Linked DNA regions of Homo sapiens: regions 1 and 3 are each linked to region 2. A link is a contact called in ENCODE Hi-C or POLR2A ChIA-PET data. All regions are on one chromosome and are shown on one strand. The core of a region is the stretch at or near the end of the contact, and the rest is flanking DNA. Distances in the headings are between cores, read along the strand shown.

Region 1 (2,874 bases), core at 287-2,786, 850 kb after region 2:
AGAGCATAATAAAAAAGGGGAATGACTCAAGAAGGTCTTGTCATATCAGACAGAAAGAATATTGGATTCGATTCCAAGCTCAATGGTAAACCACTGAAGGGCTTTAAACTAGGGAATGACATAATTCAAGACACCCATTCTGGGCTGGGCGCAGCAGCTCACGCCTGTAATCCCAGCACTTTGGGAGGGCGAGGTGGGCAGATCACTGGAGGTCTGGGGTTCGAGACCAGCCTGGCCAACATGGCAAAACCAAGTCTCTACTAAAAATACAAAAATTAGTTGGGCGTGGTGACGGGCGCTTGTATCCCAGCTACTCAGGAGGCTGAGGCAAGAGAATCACTTAAACCCAGGAGGCGGAGGCTGCAGTGAGCTGAGATCTCGCCACTGCACTCCAACCTGAACAACAGAAGGTGACTCCATCTCAAAAAAAAAAAAAGATATTCACTCTGATATGAAATGGCAACTAAGGAAGGCTGTCCGACTGATTTCAGGTGTGCTCTATTCCAGCCCACTCTGGCCAACTCTAAGGCCAGAGCTCAGATGTAGCAGGTGCTTGCTTTTCTAGATGCAAGGAGACTGGGGGTAGCCTGCAGGGTCCCCCTCTGGGGGTCAAGGTCTGGCTGGTTCTGCCAGATTTAACCTCTCTGGGCCTCAGATTCTTCAGGCAGAGGACTGACAATACTTCAAAGGGTCAAGGAAACGGGCGAATGCACGGAAGAGTTGAGGCACAGAAAAGTCTTCAAGCTTATAAGGAGCCTGTTGGGGGTCAGCTAGATCTCTCTAGTCCGCAGAGGGGACCGTCCCTCTGCCCGAGGCGGCGGAGCTTCCCCTGCCGGGTCCAGATACCCCAAGGCAGTTTCCAATCGCCCCCGTCCCCAGGAAGGTCGGTGATGGGGAGTGAAGAAGTAAGCGGCTTCTCAAATAATAGCAGTTGCCAAACGCTTACCGGGAAAATCTTTTAATCCCGACTACAATCCTAAGAGGTGAAAGTCTTGGTCCCCACTTTAGAGGCTACGAAAGCGGAAGGCCACCTGAGTTTTCCACAGCACCAGCGGGTCGGAGTGCGAGCTCGGACTCGGGTCCTTCGGCTTCGAGGCCGCATTAGGCCACTCGCGACCCCCCACGCCGGCAGCTCGAGGCTCGGACTCTAGGCCCAGGCCGGCACTGAGCCCAGCTCCGCCCGGGACGCGGTGGTCACAGCGGCGCTGCGAACGACGCCCGCTTCCCGGCTCACCAGACCAACCTAGGCCGCGAAGGGGGCGGCGTCGCCGGGGGCTGCCAAGGCGCCGGTTCCCTGAGGAGAAAGCGCGGCCTCCTCCAGGTGCCTGAGATGCCGCCGCGCGGGCATCCTCTCCTCACAGCCGCGACCCCGGGCCCAGAGACCCCTCGCCCACACACCCCTCCCTTGGGATGCTGGACCCTTCCTAAACTGGAGGCCACAGGGGATCTCCAGCCGCGTGCCGCCGCTACACCTCACCAGGGACGAGAGGAGAAACGCTGAGTTGACACACTAGCTGCAGACACGGAGCCTCCTCTGTCAGACCCCGCACTGAACAACGGCCCTCAGAGCTGCCTCACCACTTCCGCCCATCGCGGAGGAGCGCGCCCATTGGCCAGGGGCGGCTCCAGCTGTCGGCCCATTGGATAACACCGTTGTCGCTCCCAGGGCCCCGCCTTCTGCGCGTCGATTGGCTCCCTGGAGGCCCACGGGGGCGTGTCCCTGGAAGCCCTGGCCCCTGCACATCTGGAACCAGAGGCACGAAGCTGAGCTGTGAGCCTGTTGCTGAGTTTAGCAACTGTCCCCGACACAGGCTAATAATATTTGCATGAATAATTCTGTACAAACATTACTAATATGCTTAATATATTGAGATAATTAATGGTATTTGTTCTTTTCTCATGGGCCGTTAATACTTATTAGTCATTCTTATTGCTATGATAATGCCCTTGTGCAAGACTTCTGCAGATCTGTGACCATATTTTTTGAGCACTTTGCTTTTTTGCAGTGGAAGAATGAGAGCCTGAGATGCAGGTTTGAGAGCTAGTTTCTCCACTTGCTGCCTGAATGGATTCCCTGAGCTTCTCTTACCTCATGTATAATAAAGGAGAGAATAATTATATAAGTATAACCAAGCACATATTACAAACCAACTTATAATTATATAAGTATAACCAAGCACATATTACAAACAATACAGCAATTTAAAATTATGATTCCATTGCAGATTATAATTGCAAAATATGGAGGCCAAGGCGGGTGGATCTCTTGAGCTCAGGAATTAGAGACCAGCCTGGGCAATATAATGAAACCATATCTCTACAAAAAAAATACAAAAATTAGCCAGGCGTGGTGGCACGCACCTGTAGTTCCACCTCCTTGGGAGGCTGAGGTGGAAGGATCCCTCGAGCCCAGGAGGCAGGGCTGGAGTGAGCCCTGATCATGCTACCGCACTCCAGCCTGGGGGACAGAGAAAGACCCCGTCTCAAAAATAATATAATATAATATAATATAATATAATATAATATAATATAATATAATTGCAAAATGTTAATGAGATAGTACTAAGCAAGAAAAGCATCTAACAGGCTGGGCGCGGTGGCTCACGCCTGTAATGCCAACACTTTGGGAGGCAGAGGCTGGTGGATCACCTGAGGTCAGGAGTTCAAGACCAGCCTGGCCAACATGGTGAAACACCGTTTCTACTAAAAATACAAAAATTAGCTGGCCGTGGTGGCAGGCGCCTATGATCCCAGCTACTTGGGAGGCTGAGACAGGAGAATCGCTTGAACCCAGGAGGTGAAGGTTGCAGTGAGCCGAGATTGAGCCACTGCACTCCAGCCTGGGCAACAAAATCAAAACTCCGTCTCAAAGCA
Region 2 (2,731 bases), core at 89-2,588:
ATAATTGTAAAACGTTTAAAAACAGGCAAAACGTGTCTATGCTGTTAGAAGTCAGGAGATTGCCTACCTGGGTTTGGAGGTGCTGACTGGATCGGGGGCCCAGGGCTCTGGGGGGCTGAGAATGTTTTGTTTCTGGATCTGGGTGGGGGTTACACAGTTACATTGTTTGTGGCTACCTATCAAGCTGGACACTTTGATCTGGGCACTTTTTCTGTTTTACTTCCATGAGGAAAAAAAAATTGAGAGGCAGGATAGTGTAGTGGTTAAACATGCATGCCCTCAAGCCAATTACCCAGGCTTAAAATCCCAGTTCTGACAATAGCTATTAACCAAACTTGCCTTAGCTTGCTGGCCTGGGCCAGGGCTGGGGACACCACGTGTCTAGATTTCTTTATTGAGGCACTAGCGGATGTGTGCAAGGGGTAGAGACCAAAAAGTGTGGCAGCAGCAGAGAAGGGACGTCAGCAGCTCAGGAGGCTAAGAGGATAGTATTGGGCCATCAGGACCCCCACGCCCCCAATTCTAGGGTCCTGGCATCTCCCCAGTCCCCCTTCCTCCCCAGAGGTCCAGAATTTTCAGCCTCAGTCCTGAGATTTGTGTCCACAAAACCAAATATTTCTAACTGATAAAAGCCACTCCTTCTTGCTGCGGAGAAACCACAAGGCAACCTGGGTAGTTTGAACAAAGTTCTCTAGCCTCCCTAAGTTTACTCCTCTGTACTGTGGAGAGGATAGAAGAAAATCGCAGTGAGTAATCACAGTGAATTCACTGAGCACTGCCAGTCTTTTGCTAAGAACATGATGTGCTCAAGCCTTACGATACTCTGAAGTGGGTATTATGCCTCTCCCCATTTTACAGAGTCAGAGACTGAGGCACAGAGAGGTTAAGTAGCCTGCCCAGTGTCACACAGCTCTGGAGCAAGCGCCTGCTCCAGAGCCTGAGACTCCTACACCACATCCCACCCAAGTGTGGGCCTCGCACATAATAGGCACCCAGCACCCAGTAGCTCGGCCTTGCTGCCGCCGTGGAATCTCCTGCCTCCCAGAGACCCAACCTCAGCCCTGGACTCACTATGGCCACTCCCTGCACCAGGGGGAACTGTTCGGGTTCCTGCAGGACGTCACAGATGGTGTTCACCATCTCGTCGATCAGTGTCTGACATTCTTCGTAGGGCTTCAGGTATTCCTGGATAAACCAACCCAGCTTCTGAGCAGGCACCGAGGACAGCTGGGACTCCCCATTTCCCATTGCTCTCAGCTGGCTGCCGGCAAGACAGTGAATGGTAGGATGGGAGGCAGAGGAATTCTTGCTGCTGCCCAGAGCCAGGAAACTGAAACTGAAGTCTAGAGGCCTCTCTCCACCCACTGCAGCGAGCTTACCAACTCTTGTATCCGGGACAGGGAAACAAAACTAACTTAAGCTCAGAGGCTCTGCCCTGCCCCTTGCAGTGAGTTTACCAACTCCTGCATCCGGGGCAGGGAAACCAAAACTAACTTAAGCTCAAATGCTCTTCCCCGCCCCTTGCAGCAAGGTTTACTGACTCCTGCACCCCAGCAGGGAAACCAAAACTGACTCAAGCTCAGAGGCTTTCCCTGTCCCCGGCAGCGTGGTGACCAGCCCTTCAGGGGCTCCCCAAAACTTGAGGTTAACTAAACAGCCTCTAGAACCCCATTGTGAGGGCTTCATACCTGCTAGATGTCTGTCCTTGAGCACATCGCCTGCCCTCTTCGCGCCTCAATTCCCCCATCTGTAAGCTGGGGGAAAATGGCAGCTCTCTCGTAGGATTAGCTTGATGATTAAATAATACCTGCAAAGTGCTTAGAAGCAGGGGCGCACAGGTCATCTTTTGAGGCTCTGTCCCTTTCCCCCTGTTCTCAGTGGCCAGGGAACTCACATTCAGGGAAAGCGGCAGAGAGGAAAAAGAGACCCAGAGAGGGAACTGACTTGCTCAGGGACACACAGCAAAGCAGGGACCTAGCTGGACTCAGGTTTTGGTCTGCTTCTGGGTAAACACAGGCCCCCGTGTGGTCAGCGGGTGGGAACCTCTGTGTGTCCAGTTTCTCAGCACACTTGTGGACAGCCGAGGGACCGTATGAGGCACTTGTCCAGCCTCGCAAGGGCAAGAAAACACACCCCAAGTGTGTGAGCCAGAAAGGAGACAGACATGCAACTCCTGTGCCCAGAGCTTTGAAAACAAAACTCGCAGAGGACTCCCAGCCAGCTGCCTTGGCCCAGCAATAATAATTCACAGAGAAGGCAAAAATCTCCAAGATGTAGTGGGGGACCAGGGCCCTTCCATACTGGGATGGTTAATTTTATGTGTCAAGTTGGCTGAGCCCAGGTACCCAGATATTTGGTCAAACATTATCCTAGATCTTTTTGTGAAGGTATTTTTTAAAGATAAGATTAACATTTACATTGGTAGACTTTTTTTTTGAGTAAAGTGGATTATCATCTGTAAGGTGGTGGGCCTGATTCAATCAGTTGAAGGCCTTAATAGACTAAAGACTGAGCTCCCCCAAGGAAGAGGGAATTCGGCTGCAGTGCCTTGGCCTCCACTTGCAGCAGCAACTCCTTCCTGGGTCTCCCACCTGCCAGTCTACCCTGCCGATTTTGGATTTGCCAGCCTCCACAATCACATGAGCCAATTCCTTAAAATAAATACCTCAAAATAAATATAAATACCCTGTTAGTTCTGGAAAAACCTCGATTAATGCACATGCTCATTAAG
Region 3 (2,700 bases), core at 91-2,590, 970 kb after region 2:
AAACCTGAAAATGAAATGACTGGCTCTCTCGCAACACTAAGCTTGCCCATCTCCTAGAGGAAGTTAAAAGCTGCTCGTGGGTGAAGACAGGTGCAAGAGGAGGGGACTGGGACTGCGGTGTTGCATTCAGCCACCATTTCCAACCGTCCATTTACTCAGGCCAGGATCCCTAATTCTGCAAAAATGGAAGGGGGGAAAGGCGGAGGTAGTGGCAAATTCTTCCATGCCTTGACCCAATTTTACTGATTTTGTTGCCAACCCCAAGATGTTTCCTACAACAGCTATCCCCAACCTTTTTGGCACCAAGAACTGGTTTCATGGAAGACAACTTTTCCACGGGGTTGGGTGGTTTCGACATGAACCTGTTTCGCCTCAGATCATCAGGCATTAGATTCTGATAAGAAGCACACAACCTGGATCCCTCACATGCGTAGTTCACAATAAAGGTCGTGCTCCTATGAGAATGTAATGCCGCAGCTGATGTAACAGGAGGCGGAGCTCAGGCTGTAGTGCTAGCTCGCCTGCCGCTCACCTCCTGCTGTGCGGCCCGGTTTCTAACAGGCCACCGACGGGCCTGGTGGTTGGGGACCCCTGCTTTACAGGGTGGCTGAACTGAAGCTTATTCTTCACGCTTGCACTATTCAAGATGTATGATATCTGATCATTGTTTGCACACTGCAAAGCAGGCTGCAATCCAACCCTGGGAAGAGGGGCGCGGACACGCAGGCTAACGCGCCTGCATTTCCCCCCGCCAACCCCTCCCAGCTTCCACAGCCGGGAGCCCGGTGGCGTCGACCTCGCACCGCCCTCCGGTTCTCCCACTTGGGACTCGAGGGTTGGATCTCGCCAGGCACCGCCCTCTCCCCACAGGTGAAGGGAAGGGGCACCCAGTTCCCTCGGCTGCATCTTTGCAAGGGTGGATGCAAGTATAAATGCTGCAAAAGCAAGGGTGCGCCGGGGCCCTGAAGCGTGCATGCCCGGTGGTCATAACATTCTCCGCTCAGAGTCCACTAGGCCTGTAGGACGCCGGGAAGCTCTGGGACCGTTGCTACAGACCACCTCCCGTCAGCTCCCGGAATCCAGCGTCTCCCCACGGGCGCGCGCTCTTCCGGGCGCCCCGGCGGCACCTGCGCGCGACGTCCCCCGCCCCGGTTACCTTGTAGAAAGTGACCGTATCCAGGGGAAGGGCGCCCTTGGTGTGCAGGCCGCTGCCGCCATGCGGAGCGGAGAGGAGCAGGAAGCCCAGGAGAAGGGGAAGCAGCGGGGAGAGAAATGCGGCGCGGGGCACAGCGGCAGCCATATCGCCGGGTTCCTGCAGAGGGAGGTAGGTAAGCGATAGTGGAGAACGCCCCGAGTCAGCGGTCACGTGACTGGGGGGGCGGACTCACGCGCGCTCACGTGGACACCCCAGGAGGCTCCCATCTGTCTAGGGTGAGAGGGTGGGGCCACGTGAGGGGCGGGGCGAGGGAGGGGAAGCTGCTGCGCACGCGTACTCGGCGAAGCTCGCGTAGGGCCTGGGTAAAAGGGCGGGGCCACGTTGCGGGCGGGAAAATGGGCTCCTGCGCGCGCGCACTCGCCGAGTCTTCCGGCGGGTCCGCCCAGTTCCGTTCCTGCTCCGCTTGAGGAGAAGCGCCAAGTGCGCATGGGGACGCTATAGCAATTCGTTTGCTGTCCTTCCTCTCCTTCGAAGATGACAAGGCCTACCATCGTTTCTTCCTGCCTTTGGGCCGTCAGGCAGTTGGTTGGGACCCGCTCCAACCCTCGGTCAGTCTATTAGTCAAGTTCAGCCGTTATTCTCAGTCAGGCTCCGTCACCACCCTGACCCAGGCGGGCAGTGGCTCCGCGGCTTCCCTGAGCTTTTTGGCCAGGCTTGGCGGTCAGTGTGGCAAGCAGGGCCCTCTTAGGCCCGATCTGAGGTGAGCGCCTCCCCTGGGAGACGCCAGGCTCCTGGGATCCGCCCAGCCAAGGCCCACCCTCCAGGAACCCCAGACGCAATTCTAATCATTCTGTTCCGCAGGTAGTCACTCGGTCCCTGGCTTGTGCCAGACTCTGGCTTTGCCTGCGGGGCTACGGAATAAGCAGAAACAAGACCGTTGTGTGCTGAAGGCACGCACTTTGTTGGGGGAGGAGGCGGCATAGGAATAATGATCTAAACAGTGCAGTGTAATTGCTGTAAAATATTATTCCGGCTGGGCGCGTTGACTCACGTCTGTAATCCCAGCACTTTGGGAGGCCGAGGCAGGTGGATTACCTGAGGTCAGGAGTTCGAGACCAGCCTGGCCAACATGGTGAAACCCCGTTTCTACTAAAAATCAGGCGAGTGTGGTGGTGCGTGCCTGTAATCCCAGCTACTCAAGAGGCTGAGGCAGGAGAATTGCATGAACCCAGGAGGCGGAAGTTGGGGTGAGCCGAGATTTCGCCATTGCACTTCAGCCTAGGTGACAGAGCGAGACTCAGTCTCAAAAAGAAAAAAAAAGACCGTATTTTCTTATTGTAAAGAGACAGAGATTCAGCCATCCCTGCTCAGGAGCATCAGAGGAAGTTGTAGACAGGAGGTGACTTTTGAGCTGGACCTTGAAATAAGAGGGGGCGTGCATGAGGCAAAGAGAAACAGGGCATTTCTAACAATGGGAAAATTATGCACAGGCATGTTGGGGAACTGGTTGAGATGAATCTATGTAAAGGCGAACTGGCGCAACA

Evidence for each region. Hi-C counts contacts between places; a loop is a spot of excess contacts on that map. ChIA-PET counts read pairs that join two places held with the same protein, here RNA polymerase II (POLR2A). Pooled maps may share reads with other maps.
Region 1: a pooled map shows a loop between it and region 2 (6-fold over the local background). The contact joins the promoter of TRAFD1 here to the promoter of OAS2 in region 2. A Hi-C loop is called at or near these places in 1 of 37 single-sample maps with no recorded cell type and 8 of 50 pooled maps. POLR2A ChIA-PET finds 5 or more read pairs at or near these places in 2 of 52 experiments (OCI-LY7 and activated naive CD4-positive, alpha-beta T cell).
Region 3: a loop to region 2 is called in a pooled map, with 23 times the contacts of the local background. The contact joins the promoter of ERP29 here to the promoter of OAS2 in region 2. A Hi-C loop is called at or near these places in 4 of 37 single-sample maps with no recorded cell type and 11 of 50 pooled maps.

Annotation. Positions count from the first base shown.
Region 1 is chr12:112,124,222-112,127,095 of GRCh38, reverse strand. TRAFD1 (TRAF-type zinc finger domain containing 1) reads right to left here and starts at 1,536. Exons shown (of 12, transcript NM_006700.3): 1 at 1,478-1,536. RefSeq lists enhancers at 1,010-1,079, 1,490-1,539, 1,517-1,811.
Region 2 is chr12:112,977,126-112,979,856 of GRCh38, reverse strand. It overlaps OAS2 (2'-5'-oligoadenylate synthetase 2), which reads right to left and starts at 1,338. Exons shown (of 10, transcript NM_002535.3): 1 at 1,072-1,338. The coding sequence starts at 1,248. RefSeq lists enhancers at 174-323, 434-513, 684-763, 984-1,793.
Region 3 is chr12:112,012,066-112,014,765 of GRCh38, reverse strand. ERP29 (endoplasmic reticulum protein 29) reads right to left here and starts at 1,340. Exons shown (of 3, transcript NM_006817.4): 1 at 1,157-1,340. The coding sequence starts at 1,300. It overlaps TMEM116 (transmembrane protein 116), which reads left to right and starts at 1,601. Exons shown (of 11, transcript NM_001193531.2): 1 at 1,601-1,764. RefSeq lists enhancers at 1-6, 1,677-1,866, 1,737-2,625 and silencers at 1,007-1,096, 1,437-1,516.